Linked DNA regions of Homo sapiens: region 1 is linked to region 2. A link is a contact called in ENCODE Hi-C or POLR2A ChIA-PET data. All regions are on one chromosome and are shown on one strand. Each heading gives the region's core, a stretch centred on a gene start or an enhancer-like site at or near the end of the contact. The rest is flanking DNA. Distances are from core to core; before and after follow the strand shown.

What was found. Hi-C counts contacts between places; a loop is a spot of excess contacts on that map. ChIA-PET counts read pairs that join two places held with the same protein, here RNA polymerase II (POLR2A). Pooled maps may share reads with other maps.
Region 1: a loop to region 2 is called in a pooled map, with 2.2 times the contacts of the local background. The contact joins the enhancer-like site here to the promoter of LAMC1-AS1 in region 2. A Hi-C loop is called at or near these places in 2 of 168 maps with a recorded cell type or tissue (lower leg skin and transverse colon), 2 of 37 single-sample maps with no recorded cell type and 4 of 50 pooled maps. POLR2A ChIA-PET finds 5 or more read pairs at or near these places in 5 of 52 experiments (AG04450, MCF 10A, OCI-LY7 and 2 more).

What each region holds. Positions count from the first base shown.
Region 1 is chr1:183,067,269-183,072,770 of GRCh38, forward strand. All of the region lies in intron 1 of LAMC1 (laminin subunit gamma 1), which reads left to right. Among named protein-coding and RNA genes, the nearest start is that of LAMC1, 47 kb to the left of the region's middle. RefSeq lists enhancers at 3,532-3,601, 3,612-3,661. Within about 2 kb of position 2,748, at least 7 of the 41 ENCODE cell types and tissues checked have a DNase peak (open chromatin) inside an H3K27ac peak, as active enhancers do; they include OCI-LY7, where a contact is called at or near this core.
Region 2 is chr1:183,138,516-183,144,455 of GRCh38, forward strand. LAMC1-AS1 (LAMC1 antisense RNA 1) reads right to left here and starts at 2,755. Exons shown (of 3, transcript NR_149048.1): 1 at 2,627-2,755; 2 at 2,296-2,454; 3 at 1-65. It overlaps LAMC1 (laminin subunit gamma 1), which reads left to right. Exons shown (of 28, transcript NM_002293.4): 27 at 1,889-1,988; 28 at 4,019-5,940. The coding sequence ends at 4,275.

The DNA of each region.
Region 1 (5,502 bases), core at 1,498-3,997, 71 kb before region 2:
TCATCTGTACAATTTTTCAGTTTTGTTTAGAATTCTTTTTTTGTCATTGCATTTTTAAAGCACTCATTTTAATTTAATAAAACGATGAGTGTGTCTCCTAAAGTTGACCACACAACTGCAAATTGTATTTTTTGCATTTCTTTGTTGGCAGTAGTAGTTTCCTATTGGCTGTTCTGTACTTATATATATAGATATACATATATATTTTTGTTGTTGTTGTTGTTGTTGTTGTTTTTGAGAGACGGAGTCTCGCTCTGTCACCCAGGCTGGAGTGCAGTGGCAGGATCTTGGCTCACTGCAACCTCTGCCTCCCAGGTTCAAGTAATTCTCCTGCCTCAGCCTCCTGAGTAGCTGGGACTACAAGCGCACGCCACCACATCCAGCTATTTTTTTTTGTAGTTTTAGTAGAGATAGGGTTTTACTGTATTGGCCAGGCTGGTGTCAAACTCCTGACCTCGTTATCCACCTGCCTTGGCCTCCCAAAGTACTGGGATTACAGATGTGAGCCACCACGCCTGGCCACTTGTCAATATATTTAAAAATTTTTTTATTTTTGGCTTGTCAGTATTGACCTTAATATTTGTAGTATTGGGAGTATCATGATAGCAGAAAGGACTTTGGAAAATCTATTATTAGAGGGCTTCACATGGGTGCTTCTGTAATAAAATGAATGGTGAAAAGAGACTTAACCATTTATAGTTGTTGGCTTCGGATAAATCTCCCAGAAAATAAGTGGATTGGAGTCCATTAACCCAAGCTTCCCAAAGCATAATGGGAGTTGAGCTTAGGGCCTGTTTCCTAGTGAGTGACCTACTGAGGCTTAGGGGCTAGATCAAAAGGATCTGGTAGTACTGAGTTTCTTAGTACCAAATTGAAAATGGATTTCTTTTTTTTAAAAAAGGCCTTTGTTACAATCTTATTGCCTGAGATGATGTAACATGTTAATGGGTTATCCATTTTGTATTGTTTTTTTTTGTGTGTGTATGTGTGTGTGTAAAGAATACACACAATCTCAATGCTGAAATGAATTTGAAATGTAAACTAATTATTTTCAAGTGCATAGGATATTACAGTCTAAGGTAAGAAACAGTAAGCTAGTACTCATTTGTTGTGCTAAGCAAATTACTAATTATTTAGGTGAGCATGAAGAAGAAAACCAAACCAGAAAGGTTTAGGGATATTAATGTTCTTCAAATTAGTTAAGAAAGTTAGCAGCAGCCACTGAATGAGGACCTACTATGTGTAAGCATATTTTATGCTCATTTTCCTCACAAGAACTCTATGAAGTAGATATCAAATTATTGCAGGTCTCTAATTGCATATCCAGCACTCAAGGCAAGAGGTGTTTCACAATTCATGACTTTTTTAGGTTTTTAGAAAAGTGACACATGGGCTGGGCACGGTAGCTCATGCCTGTAATCCCAGCACTTTGGAAGGCTGAGGTGGGTGGATCCATGAGGTCAGGAGATTGAGACCATCCTGGCTAACATGGTGAAACCCCATTGCTACTAAAAACACAAAAAATTAGCCGGGCATGGTGGCGGGCGCCTGTAGTCCCAGCTACTTGGGAGGCTGAGGCAGGAGAATCGCTTGAACCCAGGAGGCGAAGGTTGCAGTGAGCCGAGATCGCGCCACTGCACTCCAGCCTGGCAACAGAGCGAGACTCCATCTCAAAAAAAAAAGAAAGAAAAGTGACACAGGTATATACTTTATATCAGTGGTCCCCAACCTTTTTGGCACCAGGGACTTGTTTTGTGGGAGACAGTTTTCCACTGTTGAATTCTGCCTGGAGTATATGTTTTAAAATTCAATATGTAACTTCATATTACAGACTCTCTACTGTACCTGCTATATTGTGTATTACAACAACATCTGAACTCAGTGAATGGTTTTAGGTTCATTGTCAGGACTCTGGGTCCATTTATATGGCATATAAGCATTTTAACTTGTTTCTTGCCATATTTTCAAAACAGCCTTGTGTATGTCTGGGAACAATAAATAGGGAGTTTCATTATCACTGTTGTGCTAATGCATGTTTAAAGTTAGACAGATGAGTAGCTGTTCATCAATATATGTAAAACCTAGAGAAATGATTAGCTATTCATCAATATATGTAAAACTTAATTATTAAAAAAATGTAATGTCCTATGTCTGTGCACTGGGAGATCCAGGAAAGGTAAAAGTTAAGTCATTATCCTCAAGGAGATTACAGTCTAGTTGGAGGTGTATATTATACTATTTATTCTGTTGTTTCAGTGGGATTTGTTGTGGGAGAGAAAGGTAAGTTAAACAGAAAGCCTGAAGAGAGGTCTGGGTGTCCAGTGTGTCAGGGAATGCCTCCTTCTTGTAGCATCCAACCAGATTGTTTTGGGAGTTAGAAATGTAATGCAGTCAGTCCCCCAACTTAAAGAAATACAGCCCAGACCATCTGGTATGTCACAGTTGTGTGGTAACAGCAGTAAGGAGCATCGGCTGAGTCTGAGGGGAGAGCTGGGTGCTCCTTGCACCTCCCTGGCCCTGGCAGGTCTCTTTGCTGATCTTGTGCTGCTTTCTGAGGAGCCTGTTTTTAGAATGCTTCTCCAGGTAGCCAGCACCAGTGGACCATCATTGAAGTAGGAGTGGGTGTTGAAAGAGATAGGGAGGGCATTCCAGGTAGATAGTGTGGACAAAGGCACCAAGCCTGAAAAAAGAATGGCCCGGTTGAATAATTTTAAGTAGTTTGAGATGGCACAGTGCCCGGCACACAGTCTCTTCATAAATGATTACTCAAAGATTGAGTGAGTGGACAGATGAATGAATGGGCTAGATTGTGGCATGTGCGTGGAATTAGGTAAGAGATTCTTAGACTTGATCATAATTGCCTAGTAAATCATTCTTCCATAGCCCTTTTATAAGGTAAATACCTAGTCATAAAGTTCAATCTGTGATTCACTAGTTATATTTGCAAATTATTTAGTCTCTGGGCCTGTTTCCTCACCTATAAACAAGGTAGTTAGGCTTGAGAACTCCTCTATTCCTTCCATCTTTAGAATAGCTATGATTTTAAGTAAAGGGACAGGGACCAACTAGTGCTTCTGTTGGGGGTTCAGAGCTGAACCTCTTCTGCTGTCCTGGCTCTTTAGGCATCTCTCTGGCCTGTCACAGAGGTTGGATGACTGGGATGCCTTGTGGATGCCCAGATGTTCCTGGGATACTTCCAGTTTTGTGGGTGATGGTAATGTCTGTGTGTTCTTCCTTTGTCATCTGGGCCGTGATTTGAAGGATATACTACCATTTGTATTTAATGTCTAGGGTGGTGAGATAAGAGCTCCTATTAGATTTTTTAACTAGAAATGGAATAAATGCTGTATCTAGTTAATAATTAGGAAAACTTTACTCATATTTTTTATTTGGGGCTTAAGGAGAAAATAAACTTTAATTTAGGGATTTTTTTTTTCCTGCTTGAATTCAGTAGGGTCTTCCTCAAAATCTTAAATGGGAGTTCTCAGTTCCCCTTGTAATGTCAACCTCGGCAAATTTCTTCTGTTGATATGGAAAGAATTGTTGGACAGGTGGTAAGGGTAACTGAGCAGTGGGTAGGGATGAGTTCAAAGAAGAGAAATCCTACAGACGATGGTTGGTTGGATGATAAATATGAAGGATTGTGTGCTGATGTATTCCCTGTGGTGGTCTGCAAGAGTGTGTGGGAGACATTTGTTCTCATTTCCTGTTTCATCACAGCCTGCCACCTGCTGTGTCGCTATACAAAGTAACATCACTTTTAAAGATTGCTGTTTAGGAAATCATGTTTTATATGTCAGGAAGCTGGGTTTTTTTTGTTTTTGTTTTTTTTTTTTTGAGTCCCATTAAAGACTGATCCAGGAAGCATCTCTCTATATGAAACTTGGTGTGTATGTGTGTGTTTGTGTGTGTGTTGACAACTTAGGAAATTGGTGATTGATGCAGAAAGGAAGACAATGAGTAACTTGGGATTGTGCCTGTATGGATGTTTTGTCTACACGTGGGTGGAGGAAAATACTTGATGCTGTGTTCTGTAGCTATTACCCTGTGGAGTTTCTCACTTGAAAATTGAAGCTGTGTCCAGATACAGCTGTAATTCAGAATAATAGCAAGCATAGTACTGTCTTTGTTTTTCTGGGCCCTGGGAAGACAAGTCTACAGCTCTTTGAGGTTCATGTGTGACTCTACATTCCGGCCTCATTATTTGGAGGTTTGATATTTGCATGTTTGCCTGCTTGCTAAGCTTTGAAACCACAGAAATCAATCTTTATGGTAGTTTGTGGTCATTTGGGACATCTGCAGAGCAGTGAAAAATTTGAGTCCCTGAAACACACACAGCTCAGCTGAAGTAAAAGGAGGTGATGTTCTGCCTTCTTGTTTCAGCTGCACTGCTGTAAATAAATATCACTTTCTTAGCCTATTTAATGCCGTATTTTCCCCATTTCTGTCCTTTTTATTGGTGATTTCACTGCCTAACATGACCCTCAAGCATAGTGCTGAAGTGCCGTCTTAAGTTCCCAAACACAAGAAGGTGTGTGCCTTAGGGAGAAGGTGCATGTGATGGGTAAGCTTTGTTCAGGCAAAACACATGGAAAACAAGGTTATATTCTGTCCAGTTGACGAAAATGTTGAGACCAGAGGTTTGCAGATGTCAACTTCTGAAACAATGATTCTGTATTCTCTAATGCAGTGTTATGTTATAGAAATACAAGTACCATGAGCAGTAAAAATTGTATTTAGAGTAGAAGCTAATTGGTCCTAGTCATGGTTCACATATCTGGGTGAACATGGGGAATTTTTATGCCTTGTGAAACATATTTTAAAAGTTACCTTTTGAAAATTAAAGGAACTGTTTGATTTGGAGCTAAGAACAAATAATAGCACATAGGTAGTTTGACTTTCTGAATTCTTTTAAGTCTGCTATTTGGAGGCACTGTTTGTCATAATGTGACCATAGTGAGCTTCTGAGTATGGATGAAATCTTGTTACAACACATTCCAAAGACGATGAGGCATGGGGACATTTAATTCAAGTGTTCGTTGCAGGGTCTGCAGACAGCTCTTTGAATATCTTAAACTCCAAGGGTCCTGTCTGACTTATGTATCTGTCTGCTTCCTTAGAGGCCAGCTTCATAGAGAGCCCTCTTTCCTCAGATTTTCAACATTGTATTCCGTTTGCAAAGACCCTTCTTTATGGGTGTGGTCACTTCTAGAACGAATGCCTCAATTGAAGCTGGGAAATGGTGGAAGAGACTTTTTCCAAGTTGCTGTTACTGGGAGCTGTGAGAGACTATTGAGGTGTGATTAATGAATGTCTTTTGGGTATTGCAGGTTAAAACAGGGGTCCCCAACCCCTGGGCCACGAACCGGTACCAGTCTGTGGCCTGTTAGGAACTGGGCTGCACAGCAGGAGGGGAGCAGCAGGCAAGCGAGCGAAGCTTTATTTGTATTTATAGCCACTCCCCGTTGCTTGCCTTATGGCCTGAGCTCTGCCTTCTGTCAG
Region 2 (5,940 bases), core at 1,505-4,004:
GCAAAGAAGAGGCCGTCGTTCACTGCTGCCAGAAAACATAGTCCCTCAGTGTGGGTCATTTTCATCTTGGGATGGAAAAAAGAAGTACAAAGCCTGTTAATCTCAGTAAAAACTCTAGGGAAGTGATAAAGGAAACTATCTCTGTGCAACCACCTAATTTTATTATGCTTTTTACAGGTAGGGGGGTGGATGTTGGTTTGGATTGTCCTGATTTTCTCCGTTATGGTGTGGCTCAAGTAAAAATTCCCATAAAGGTGTCTGGGCGCAGTGGTTCACTCCTGTAATCCCAGCACTTTGAGAGGCCGAGGTGGGTGGATCGCCTGTGGTCAGGAATTCGAGACCAGCCTGGCCAACATGGTGAAACGCTATCTCTACTAAAAATACAAAAATTAGTTGGGCATGGTGGTGGGTGCCTGTTACCCCAGCTACATAGGAGGCTGAGGCAGGAGAATTGCTTGAACTTGGGAGGTGGAGGTTGTAATGAGCCAAGATCACTCCACCCTGGGCCACAGAGGAAGACTCCGTCTCAAAAAAACAAAAATTCCCATAAAAAAAATAGATGTTTCTCACATGTTGAGCATATATGGATTTCATTTTTAATATGATTGTAGAAACATTAGATTTAAAGCATATTGAAAAAGAAAACAGTATATTCTTTAGGAGCTTCAAAAAAGGGTTTTGGTTTAGTTCAAAGGGTGAAAGAAGATCTTTTATTATTTTGGTAAATAACTTCTAAGGAAACAAACCACCCTCACATGCACTATCTCATTTGTATTTCTGTCAATTCTGAAAGGCCAGCATTTGGCCAGTATTATTTGAATCTGTATTGTATTTTTTAACCAGAAGAATGAAGGTTTATAGCTTCATTCTTTTGGAAGAGGAGGCTGGAGACCACAGGTTAAATGCAGGTGCATCGCTCTTGGCCGGCCCTGGCAGGGTCCTTTCTCCCTCCTTTTACACTCGCAGACAAGCTTGTGGATGCTCAATAAGGACAGCTGCCGTTTGGACAGAGATTAATCATTTATTTGTGAAGGTTTTTTCTGCCTTGCTTTCTTGTTCTTTTTTAAATCTTCACATTGTTTTGATCCCAAAATGTTTGTGTTGTCCTTACTCAAAACTAGGAAAAACAATTATGTGGTAAGAGGCTCAGAGCCACTTACTTAAATCTCAACTAGATTTATTTGTGAGAACATCTGTTTTCTGATATTTAGACACTTCCTCTTCCATTGCTGTTTCCTATGACTCATGCACAGTTATTTGTTCAGGTTTCATGGAATTTCCCAAGTGTATTTACCTTTGTTTGGTTTTTAAAATGTAAATTATATTGCCCCAATAAATGAGTATGTGTGTCAGGGGGACTGTGGCTGGGTCATTGCATGTGGAGGGGGAGTTTACAGAAGAGAACTCCTAGAAGAGCTTTACTTAACTATGAAAATTTTCAAAGAATAGGACATTTCTAATAAGTCCCTAAGAGTGTCCTGAAGGACATGTTTTGGTTCTGAAACATAGTTTCTATAATCATCCTTAAAAAATAACTTGTTTCTGCTTAATAGGCTTTACTATGAATATACCTCCATATATTATTGAGTTAGAATGTGAGAAAAGGAGATTAATTTTTGAAGTACAAATATAGTGAGTTAGTGAGTGTAGGCATCCTGACTGCCTAGTCATAACTTTGATGAAGTAGAAATACCAACATCCTCAATATGAAGATATGCAGCAGCCCCACCAAAAAAAAAAAAAAAAAAAAGCAATGAGAGGTTTCAATTTCCTAAGTTAGAAAAGGGAAGAAAATCTGGAAATTAGATTTGTTGGGTCATTGGGAAAAAAGATTTAAAGAAGATGAAAACATACAGTCAAGACTCTTTGCCTCATTTTTCCCTTACAGGCTTCACAGGCTGCTCAAGAAGCCGAGATCAATGCCAGAAAAGCCAAAAACTCTGTTACTAGCCTCCTCAGCATTATTAATGACCTCTTGGAGCAGCTGGGTACGTAGCCATAGAGTCATTTTTGTCAGTCTCTGAATCTTTTGTACTGTTCTTAGGATCTGATATAGTACAGTTGACTCAAAAGCAGATGATATAGGTTTACATGAATCCCTTTTAAGTCATTAATTAAATTATTAATATTTCCTTTTGCTGTTGCTTATTTTTGAAAGCCTTATAAAATAAATGTTTGTCTTGCATGACAGGGTCTTTAAGAGCAACTTGCTTCTTTACCATACTTATTATTTGTCAGCTTTACAGTGTGACCTGAATCATGACTTTAGGCTGTGTTAATGTGACAAGTACTTACTAGGTGCCTTCTGTGGACCTTGCCCTAAGTAGAACACTGTGGTCTGAGGAGTTTCTTTTTATATTTTGAAGATATATTGCCAGCTAGGGTAGCATTTATGGTCCAGTATCATTGTACAACTAAACAGTGATTTTTCTTAACTCATCTTGCTGGCAGTATCTTTAAGGGATTTAAAGTAAAGGATTTCAATAGTAGAATAAAAGAATAGTAGAATCACAGGCTGGGTGTGATGGCTCACACTGGTAATCCCAGTACTTTAAGAAGCCATGCAAGGAGGATAGCTTGAGGCCAGGAGTTTGAGACCAGCCTAGGCAACATAGCGAGATCTCACCTCGTCTCTTCAAATTATTTTAAAAATTAGCTGGGTGTGGTGCTACACGCCTGTAGTCCTAGCTACCCGGGAGACTGAAGCAGGTGCATCACTTGAGTTTGAGGTGATAGTGAGCTGTTATCGTGCCACTGCACTCCACCCTGGGCAACAGAGCGAAACCCTGTCTCAATTTAAAAAACGAAAAAGAACACTTAAAACTGGTCATGACTTTACTGCCTGGAATTCTCTTCATTTGCTAAGTAAGGACAGTCCGATGAGGGGAAAGCTTTCATGCCAAAAGAGAGAAAAACCTTGATTTTTCAAGGAAATCTATGCATACGGAAACCTTCTTTTAATCCAGTTTGATAGGGTGTTAGGGAGCAGGCTTCATTTTAGGACAGATGCACTTTTGTCACCAGACTCCATTATAAAGTGTCAACACTCTAGCCAGGACTCTTTGTAGCAAGGCATTATATTTTAATTTGCCAGCCTTTAAAGACTGGTGCATTTTGTTTTGGTGGGGGGCTACAGGGGTATTTTTTATCGGTCTCAAATGTCAAGAATAAGTTATGTGCCAACAGATGGATATAAAATGAAAGTAAGCTAGAAGAGAAAGCTTTTTGTGGAACAGCCAGACTTTTAACATTAGTCTGACTTGGGTTAGTATCTTTGCTTTGTTGCCTATAGGCTGTGCAAACTTGGGCAAATTATTTAACATCTGAGAATCACTGATGTAAAATGGTCTTGTGAGACTTTAATCAAGTCAAGTATGCATGAAATGCTGTCTATTGTGTCTGCTTTTGTTTGTTATGGAAACATCTCATTTCTTTCAAAAGAACCTCTTTTTCTTGCTAAGCTTAAAGTGAAGACTTGCTGAAATTATTTCAGCATTTTACTCCTGGCCATTTTCCATAGGAAGGCTCCTAATAGTGTCTAACTCCTGAAAGCAGAAAGTGACCTTCAAAACTGACCCATCTTCCCTGGAATCTCTCTAAGAGCTGAGGGATTAGGGTTCTTAGAGATTTGTGTATCTTTGATGGCACTAAAATGACATAGAGTTTACATGTATACACCTGGAAAAGGTATTAAATGTTATCAGATGGCCCTCAAAGGTCTAGAACATGGTAGCTGTGCATTGAGGAAACATTCTGCAAAAACCATTGTCTCAGAAAGAAACATCCAGCTCTATATTAATTGTATGCTCAGACCCATCCCTGCTGGGTTAGGTCAGCATTTGTACTTGGTTTGCATATTTTATACCATTGTGTGACATCAACAATCTGCAAGTCACATTTGCCGGGCTGCCTGTGCAGAATGGCAGCTGCTGGGCCTAGAGTCTAGTGCAGGTACTTGTGAAGGGATCATTCTTACTGAATATGTCTGTTCTCTTCTATGTACTTTCTGACCCTCCAGGGCAGCTGGATACAGTGGACCTGAATAAGCTAAACGAGATTGAAGGCACCCTAAACAAAGCCAAAGATGAAATGAAGGTCAGCGATCTTGATAGGAAAGTGTCTGACCTGGAGAATGAAGCCAAGAAGCAGGAGGCTGCCATCATGGACTATAACCGAGATATCGAGGAGATCATGAAGGACATTCGCAATCTGGAGGACATCAGGAAGACCTTACCATCTGGCTGCTTCAACACCCCGTCCATTGAAAAGCCCTAGTGTCTTTAGGGCTGGAAGGCAGCATCCCTCTGACAGGGGGGCAGTTGTGAGGCCACAGAGTGCCTTGACACAAAGATTACATTTTTCAGACCCCCACTCCTCTGCTGCTGTCCATGACTGTCCTTTTGAACCAGGAAAAGTCACAGAGTTTAAAGAGAAGCAAATTAAACATCCTGAATCGGGAACAAAGGGTTTTATCTAATAAAGTGTCTCTTCCATTCACGTTGCTACCTTACCCACACTTTCCCTTCTGATTTGCGTGAGGACGTGGCATCCTACGTTACTGTACAGTGGCATAAGCACATCGTGTGAGCCCATGTATGCTGGGGTAGAGCAAGTAGCCCTCCCCTGTCTCATCGATACCAGCAGAACCTCCTCAGTCTCAGTACTCTTGTTTCTATGAAGGAAAAGTTTGGCTACTAACAGTAGCATTGTGATGGCCAGTATATCCAGTCCATGGATAAAGAAAATGCATCTGCATCTCCTACCCCTCTTCCTTCTAAGCAAAAGGAAATAAACATCCTGTGCCAAAGGTATTGGTCATTTAGAATGTCGGTAGCCATCCATCAGTGCTTTTAGTTATTATGAGTGTAGGACACTGAGCCATCCGTGGGTCAGGATGCAATTATTTATAAAAGTCTCCAGGTGAACATGGCTGAAGATTTTTCTAGTATATTAATAATTGACTAGGAAGATGAACTTTTTTTCAGATCTTTGGGCAGCTGATAATTTAAATCTGGATGGGCAGCTTGCACTCACCAATAGACCAAAAGACATCTTTTGATATTCTTATAAATGGAACTTACACAGAAGAAATAGGGATATGATAACCACTAAAATTTTGTTTTCAAAATCAAACTAATTCTTACAGCTTTTTTATTAGTTAGTCTTGGAACTAGTGTTAAGTATCTGGCAGAGAACAGTTAATCCCTAAGGTCTTGACAAAACAGAAGAAAAACAAGCCTCCTCGTCCTAGTCTTTTCTAGCAAAGGGATAAAACTTAGATGGCAGCTTGTACTGTCAGAATCCCGTGTATCCATTTGTTCTTCTGTTGGAGAGATGAGACATTTGACCCTTAGCTCCAGTTTTCTTCTGATGTTTCCATCTTCCAGAATCCCTCAAAAAACATTGTTTGCCAAATCCTGGTGGCAAATACTTGCACTCAGTATTTCACACAGCTGCCAACGCTATCGAGTTCCTGCACTTTGTGATTTAAATCCACTCTAAACCTTCCCTCTAAGTGTAGAGGGAAGACCCTTACGTGGAGTTTCCTAGTGGGCTTCTCAACTTTTGATCCTCAGCTCTGTGGTTTTAAGACCACAGTGTGACAGTTCCCTGCCACACACCCCCTTCCTCCTACCAACCCACCTTTGAGATTCATATATAGCCTTTAACACTATGCAACTTTGTACTTTGCGTAGCAGGGGCGGGGTGGGGGGAAAGAAACTATTATCTGACACACTGGTGCTATTAATTATTTCAAATTTATATTTTTGTGTGAATGTTTTGTGTTTTGTTTATCATGATTATAGAATAAGGAATTTATGTAAATATACTTAGTCCTATTTCTAGAATGACACTCTGTTCACTTTGCTCAATTTTTCCTCTTCACTGGCACAATGTATCTGAATACCTCCTTCCCTCCCTTCTAGAATTCTTTGGATT